2 separate regions of the Homo sapiens genome follow, and region 1 is linked to region 2. Evidence: chromatin contacts called from ENCODE Hi-C or POLR2A ChIA-PET data. All regions are on one chromosome and are shown on one strand. Each heading gives the region's core, a stretch centred on a gene start or an enhancer-like site at or near the end of the contact. The rest is flanking DNA. Distances are from core to core; before and after follow the strand shown. Region 1 holds the start of CZ1P-ASNS (CZ1P-ASNS readthrough). Region 2 holds the start of LMTK2 (lemur tyrosine kinase 2).

The links. A loop is a pair of places that touch in the nucleus more often than their neighbours do. ChIA-PET counts read pairs that join two places held with the same protein, here RNA polymerase II (POLR2A). Pooled maps may share reads with other maps.
Region 1: a loop to region 2 is called in a map of CD8-positive, alpha-beta T cell, with 22 times the contacts of the local background. The contact joins the promoter of CZ1P-ASNS here to the promoter of LMTK2 in region 2. A Hi-C loop is called at or near these places in 6 of 168 maps with a recorded cell type or tissue (CD4-positive, alpha-beta memory T cell, CD8-positive, alpha-beta T cell, ascending aorta and 1 more), 6 of 37 single-sample maps with no recorded cell type and 20 of 50 pooled maps. POLR2A ChIA-PET finds 5 or more read pairs at or near these places in 6 of 52 experiments (BJ, GM12878, activated B cell and 2 more).

Annotation. Positions count from the first base shown.
Region 1 is chr7:97,971,108-97,973,820 of GRCh38, forward strand. It overlaps CZ1P-ASNS (CZ1P-ASNS readthrough), which reads right to left and starts at 1,251. Exons shown (of 19, transcript NR_147989.1): 1 at 1,028-1,251. It also overlaps the pseudogene CCZ1P-OR7E38P and the pseudogene CCZ1P1. RefSeq lists a silencer at 847-1,156.
Region 2 is chr7:98,104,944-98,108,749 of GRCh38, forward strand. It overlaps LMTK2 (lemur tyrosine kinase 2), which reads left to right and starts at 1,919. Exons shown (of 14, transcript NM_014916.4): 1 at 1,919-2,337. The coding sequence starts at 2,235.

The DNA.
Region 1 (2,713 bases), core at 1-2,500, 130 kb before region 2:
CTAGAGCTAATCTGTAATACACCAATGCTTGTAAGAAATAAAGGTTTGCACATCTGCAGACACATAGCTCCCTGAAAATTAAATCCAGCCAGTTCCCAAGCATTTGAACTGACGAGTTTTTTTTTTTTTTCTTTTTCTGGAGATGGGGTCTCTGTCACCCAGGCTGTAGTGCAGTGGCCCAATTACAGCTCACCTGCAGCCTCAATCACAAGCGATCCTCTGGCCTCAGCCTCCTGAGTAGCTGGAAATACAGGTGCGTGCCACCACACCTGGCTCATTTTTCGATTTTTTTTTTTTTTTTTTTTTTTTTTTTGGTAGAGTCGGGGGTCTTGCTTTGTTGCCCAGGCTGGTCTGGAACTCCTGGCTCCAAGTAATCCTCCCATCTCGGCCTCCTAAAGTGCTGGGATTACAGGCGTGAGTTACAGCGCCCAGCCTGGACAGTCTTTAAAAGAACTCTGACTTGCTGGTAACGAAACACAGCTCCGGACATCCTTTGAGAAAGTCGCCGTCCCCACCTCAGAAAACACACACACACACACACGTGTCCCGGAACTTACACACACACACACGTGTCCCGTAACTAACTTACACACACACACACACACGTGTCCCGGAACTAATTTTCCTCATTTGGGTGAAAACTTTTACAGGGTCCTCCAGGCTTGCATCATTTGAAGGCTAGCGTCTGCCACTCTGCTTCCACGCTTCTAGTTGGGGACTACCCACTTAACAAAGCCAAGTTCAATTTTAATTTCCCAGAACTGACGCAACGCAAAGCGCAAAGAGACTGAACCTGGGGTGTGGAGTGATACAGACCTGACGGGGCTTTATTCCATAGACAGACATCGACCCAGGACCTGAAGCGGTCCCTGCCTGCTGTCAGGTCCCCGCCGCAGCCCCCGGCCCGGGCTCAGCACCTGGCACAACGCAGGCTAGGTCAGTGCCGCTCGAGGTGGGCAGAACCACAGGGCCGCCGCCCCTGGGGGGCACCGACGCCGCCCGCTCACGCGCCGCCCCCTCCGCATACCTCTCCTTCCCGCGGCCAGAAGCGCGGGTTGTAGATGAAGAAACTCAGCAGCGCCGGCAGGAACTGCTTCTCCTGGGCCGCCGAGGGCCCGCTCCCAGCCCCGGCCGCCGCTGCAGCCATCCCGGCCGGGTCCCCACCTCGGGAGCCTCCCACAGCCAGCCCAGAGAAAGCAGCCACCTGCTAGAACACCGCACTTCCGCCTCCCTCGCCACCACCCCGGAAGCGCTCGCCGCCGACCAGGAAGAAGAACCCGCCTCGCAGCGTCCTCTTCTGGCACCCCAGGGTGGCCTTGTTGTCTGTTTCCCGGCCGAGTTTGTGTTTTGCTGGCTCGCGGAGTTTTCTCCTGGCTACGGGCGAGGGTTGCGCGTTTCAGGAAAAACTGAGTGGGGCACTGTTTGTTTGTTTGTTTGTTTTTTGATAGGATCTCAGTTTGTCATCCAGTCTGGAGTGTAGCGGCGGGATCTCAGCTCACTGCAGCCTCAACCTCTGGGACTCAAGCCATCCCCCTGCCTCAGCCTCCCAAGTAGCTAGGATTACAGGGCGCGCCATCAAGGCCAGTTTTATTTTTTGTAGAGGTGGGGTCTGTGTTGCCCAGGCTGCTCTCGAACTCCTGGCTTCACATGGTCTCCCATTTCGACCTCCCAAAGTGCTCCGATTATAGGCGTGAGACACCACCGCCCAACCTGTTGTTGTTTTGGTGGTATTGTTTTTAATTTAATTTAGAGACAGGATCTCGCTTTGTCACCCGGGTTGGAGTGCAGTGGTGCCATCATAGCTCACTGCAGCCTCAACTCCCAGGCTCAAGCGATCTTCCCACCTCAGCCTGAGTAGCTGAGACCACATGCATGCACCACCATGCCCAGATAATTAAAATATATATATATATATATATATATATAGAGAGAGAGAGAGAGAGAGAGAGAGAGAGAGAGTTAGAGAGTAGAGACAGGGTCTCACTTTGTTGCCCCAGCTGGTCTCGAACTCTTGGCATCAAGGGATCCTCCTGCCTCTGTTACTGGATGGAAGGTCTTGACCGTGGATTGCCCAGGTTCTTGGCGTGTTGAACAAAGAATTGAACAAAATGCACAAAGTAGCAAAAGAACAAAGCAACGAAAAGAAACAAAAGAAAAAACCGGAGTAAGGAAGAGACAGATTTATTGAAGCGAAAGTACAATTCACACAGCAGGAGCGGGATAGAGCAAACGGTTCGATAGCACCCGTCAGGATTTTTATTAAGCTGGAAGAATTAGGTAACGCCCCTAGGTGCCCGTTAGATGCCTCCGATTGGTTACACCCTCTGAAGGATTGGCCTGTGACCAATCAGAGGCTGAAGTGGAGACTTGCGCACCACCACCCACCCCCCGCCGTCAATCAGAAGCTGTCACCCTCCCCCCGCCCCCCTCTCCGCCTGATTGACGGAATGAACACGTGGCCTCCATGCTGCCTAATCTTGCCTAGAACTGGCTGCACCTGCTGTTCTTTTGTTTCTGCCTTAACCCTTGGTTACCCTCATGCCCTATTCTGCCTCACCTGGCCTCCCAAAGTGCTGGGATTACGGATGTGAGCCACCCACACCTGGCCCATTGTTTTGTTTTTAGTTTATTTAAAAAGTATTTTATTCTAAGACAGCACTTTGCTCTGTTGTCCAGGCTGGAGTGCAGCGGCCAGATCATAGCTCACTGCAGC
Region 2 (3,806 bases), core at 669-3,168:
CAGTCACGAGCCTCCTTGCAGTACACAGTGTGGGTGTCCCTGGCTTCTCTGAACTCAAAGTGAGAAGCTTCCTGATAGAAGTAGAAGTATAGGCTAGGCGCGGTGGCTCATGCCTGTAACCCCAGCACTTTGGGAGGCCGGAGTGGGCAGATCACGAGGTCAAGAGATCGAGACCATCCTGGCCAACATGGTGAAATCCTGTCTCTACTGAAAATACAAAAATTAGCCAGGTGTGGTGGCGGGCACCTGTAGTCCCAGCTACTCAGGAGGCTGAGGCAGGAGAATCGCTTGAACCCAGGAGGCAGAGGTTGCAGTGAGCTGAGATCGCACCACTGCATTCTAGCCTGGTGACAGAGACAGACTCTGTCTCAAAGAAAAAAAAAAAAGAAGTAGAAGTACAACAGGGTGATTGTGTCTCTTTCCTAGACCTTTGCCTTCCTTACCAATTCTGCATATAATCAGCAGAAAGCCGTGAACTTTTTTTTTTTTAAGACAGAGTCTCGCTGTGTCGCCCAGGCTGGAGTGCAGCGGTGTGATCTCAGCTCACCGCAACCTCCGCCTCCTGGGTTCGAGCAATTTTCCTGCCTCAGCCTCCCAAGCAGCTGGGATTACAGGCATGCGTCACCGTGTCTGGCTAATACTTTTTGTATTTTTAGTAGAGATGGGGTATGACCATGTTGGCCAGGCTGGTCTTGAACTCCTGGTCTGAAGTGATTCACCCACCTTGGCCTCCCAAAGTGCTGAGATTACAGGTGTGAGCCACCGTGCCCAGCCAAGCCATGGACTTTTAAATTCAATGTTTCTCGTTCCAGGTATTTGTCTCCTTAGATATTTATTGGCTTGCCTCAATCATCCAACAAATATTCCCTGGGCATCATCTGTGTGTCCAGTGCTGTGTTAACATCATCGACAGCTGGCATTTAGGATGGACATTTGGGGAGTTTGGAGAATTGGGGAGGTTACACTGTTGCCAGGTGGCAAAGTCTCATCTGATAAGATTGAAATCAGCTCCTCTCATGCACACACTGAACCATAGCGCCTCTCCAGAAAAGCTTAGCATTTTCCCAACCCCCATGCCTCTGACCACTATATTACTTGTGTCTGGAGAGTGCTTTCTCTATCCTCTCTGCAGGACTGTGTTCTCACCTCACCTCTTGGTGGGGAGAAGGCCACCCCTGGGAGCTGCTCTGCCCTGGTACCTGGGACCAGGGCCATGCACCATTGCTTTAGAGAACACCTGCTCCGACCCAGGTCCTGCACCAGGGATTTCCCACCAGCTGAATCAGACACAGTTGCTGTCCTCAGGGAGCTTACAGTCACGGGTCAATAGGATACTGCAGCTAGGATAGCAGTCCACACAGGGCCAGGGCGGGGCACTAAGGAGATGACAGTCATTTCTCCTAGAGAGTCATAGATGAAGTCATATGTCAGGTGAGTCTCGACAGATGAAAGGAAGAGTGTCTGCCAGGTGGACAAGAGGCAACAGCTTGAGCTCAGGAGGTGAGTCAGTGGGTGATGCCGAGAGAGGCATTCTCTTGATCAATTCAAGTGAAAAGCCCAAAGCTGTTTGATGGCTGAGAGGATGTGTAGGTCAACTTAAGGAGAAGAGCCTAAAACAGCTCTGACAAGTAAAAAAAAAAAAAAGGCAGAAGACAAGACAGGCCTATTTTTGCATGTTATAAAACACCGAGAAAAAAATATCAGGATGATTGTCATGGTCTTCTTTACATTTTCCTGTATTTTTCAATTTAAAATAATTGTTGGTGTTACCTGCTGCCCACGCACTCCTCCGTCTGCAGGGGGCGCACCGGCCGCCACCGCTCACTCCTTCAGGATGATGGGCGGGGCCTCCTGGGCCGGTGTGGACTGACGAGTGGCTGGCCGCCCTGTCCATCACGACATCCCGCCCCCGCGCTACGTCACATGACGCAGCCCATCATGGCGGCGGGAGCGCGGCTTCCCAGGCCCGCCGCTCCGCAGGGCTGCTGGCGTTGCTGCTGTTGAGAGGCGGCGGCGGCGGCGCAGGCGGGCGGGAAGGATGGTGTTTCTGCGACTGGAGCGGCAGGTGCGGACCGGGAGCCGGACCGAGGTTTGGCAGAAGCAACGTGTGCTCGGGAGCAACCGGCGCGGGTGCCACTGAGGCAGCGGAGGGAGGCAGGATCGACTGACGGGCGAACGGACGGACGGACGGAAGGCGACTCGAGGGCCGGCCCCGGAGCCGCGCCGTGGGCGAGATGCCGGGGCCGCCGGCGTTGCGGCGGAGGCTGCTGCTGCTGCTGCTGGTCCTCCTGATCGCCGGCAGTGCTGGGGCCGCGCCACTTCCGCAAACAGGTGCAGGTGAGCGGGCCCGCGGCGGGGACGGGGCTGCGGGGTCTTCGGCGTGGAGGGGAGGGGGCGGCAGGGCCGGGCCGGCCTCGGCGCCGAGGAATCGGAGGGCCTGCCGGGGGCGGGAAGCCCAGGGAGGCGAGTGATTAGGGAGATTTCTGCCGCAGGGGCGTGGGATTTGGGGGGGCGGGAGCGAGGCGACGTCGTTGGGGCTGGGGAGGGCGGCGGGCGAGGTAGCAGCCACCGACCCCTCCCGGGATAGGCTGCGGTGCCGGCCCTGGACCTGTTGCCTTAAGATCCTCAGCTTATATCGCTTCCTGGCAGTTCAGCTTCCCTTTCCAGATGTCACCTGCCTCTTGTGCTTTTTTTTCGCATCTCATAAGAACCGTTTCTTAGCCCTAATCATACTTAAATGCAAATGACTTGGCGAGCTGTGCGGAGTTTGTTTTCGCTCCTTGCAACTTATTCTGAAGTTGTAAATTGATTTTAGACGCTGTGCTTTTTATTCGGAATGTATCTCCGGGGATGAGAAGGAAACAACTATAAATATTTCTATTTTAGGAAGCCAGTGATTAGAGTAGCAGGCGTTGAATAACTATTGACAAACTGGCTTAAGGGTGATGGAAGTTTCTATTTTAGCTAACGTCAGTGTATGATTTTCTTTTCTCCCCCCCCGCCCATTTTCTCAACATCGTTTTTATTTGGGGTTTATTTTCCTAAATAAAACTTCAACCCAAGAAAACATCCCAAGTTGGGTCATTTTTCTAAAAAGGAAAAAAAAATCTAGGCTAACTTGGCGTTATTGACTGCCGCCATTACCTTTGAAATGGGGAAAGATTGAAATTTCATACATTCATAGAATGTTAGAGTTAGAAGAGACCTTAAAGAAAATTTAGACCAATTTCTTCTTTACGTAGTAGGAGATACTGGGCATGTTGGGTCAAATGACCTACCCAGGGTGACACAGCTTCGTTGTAGGCAGAGCCCCAAAGCCAGGTCTTAGATACCCCTAGTTGTATGATTTTTTTTAAGTCTTGTAACTGTTTTGGAATACTCTCGAGGTCAAGAGTTATTTTGGAATAATGTTAATTGGGTACAGAATGTGGATGTACTGTCTCCAGTAAAGACATATTTTTCAAACAAATCTACGATGAAAGCTACATGTAATTGCTTCCAGAGCTACATCAGGGTTTGTCATTGAGTGCCCTTTAGTTGAACGTTAAATGTCCTCATTGTACCGTATAATGTAGCACTAAATTTCTGTTACTGCCTTAGATCAAATACTTGTGAGGTGAATTCTGTTTTCTGATCCGATAGATAAGAAGAGTAAATGTTATCAGATGTGTATAGGCAACCCCGGAAAGAGTCACAGGAAATGCCTGGGAAATAATGAAAGATTATGTGGAAGGATGGTGATGTTGATATTTAAAGATATTGATATTGAAAGTTAGCACTAGTATAGTGTAGTAGGTAAAGAGTAT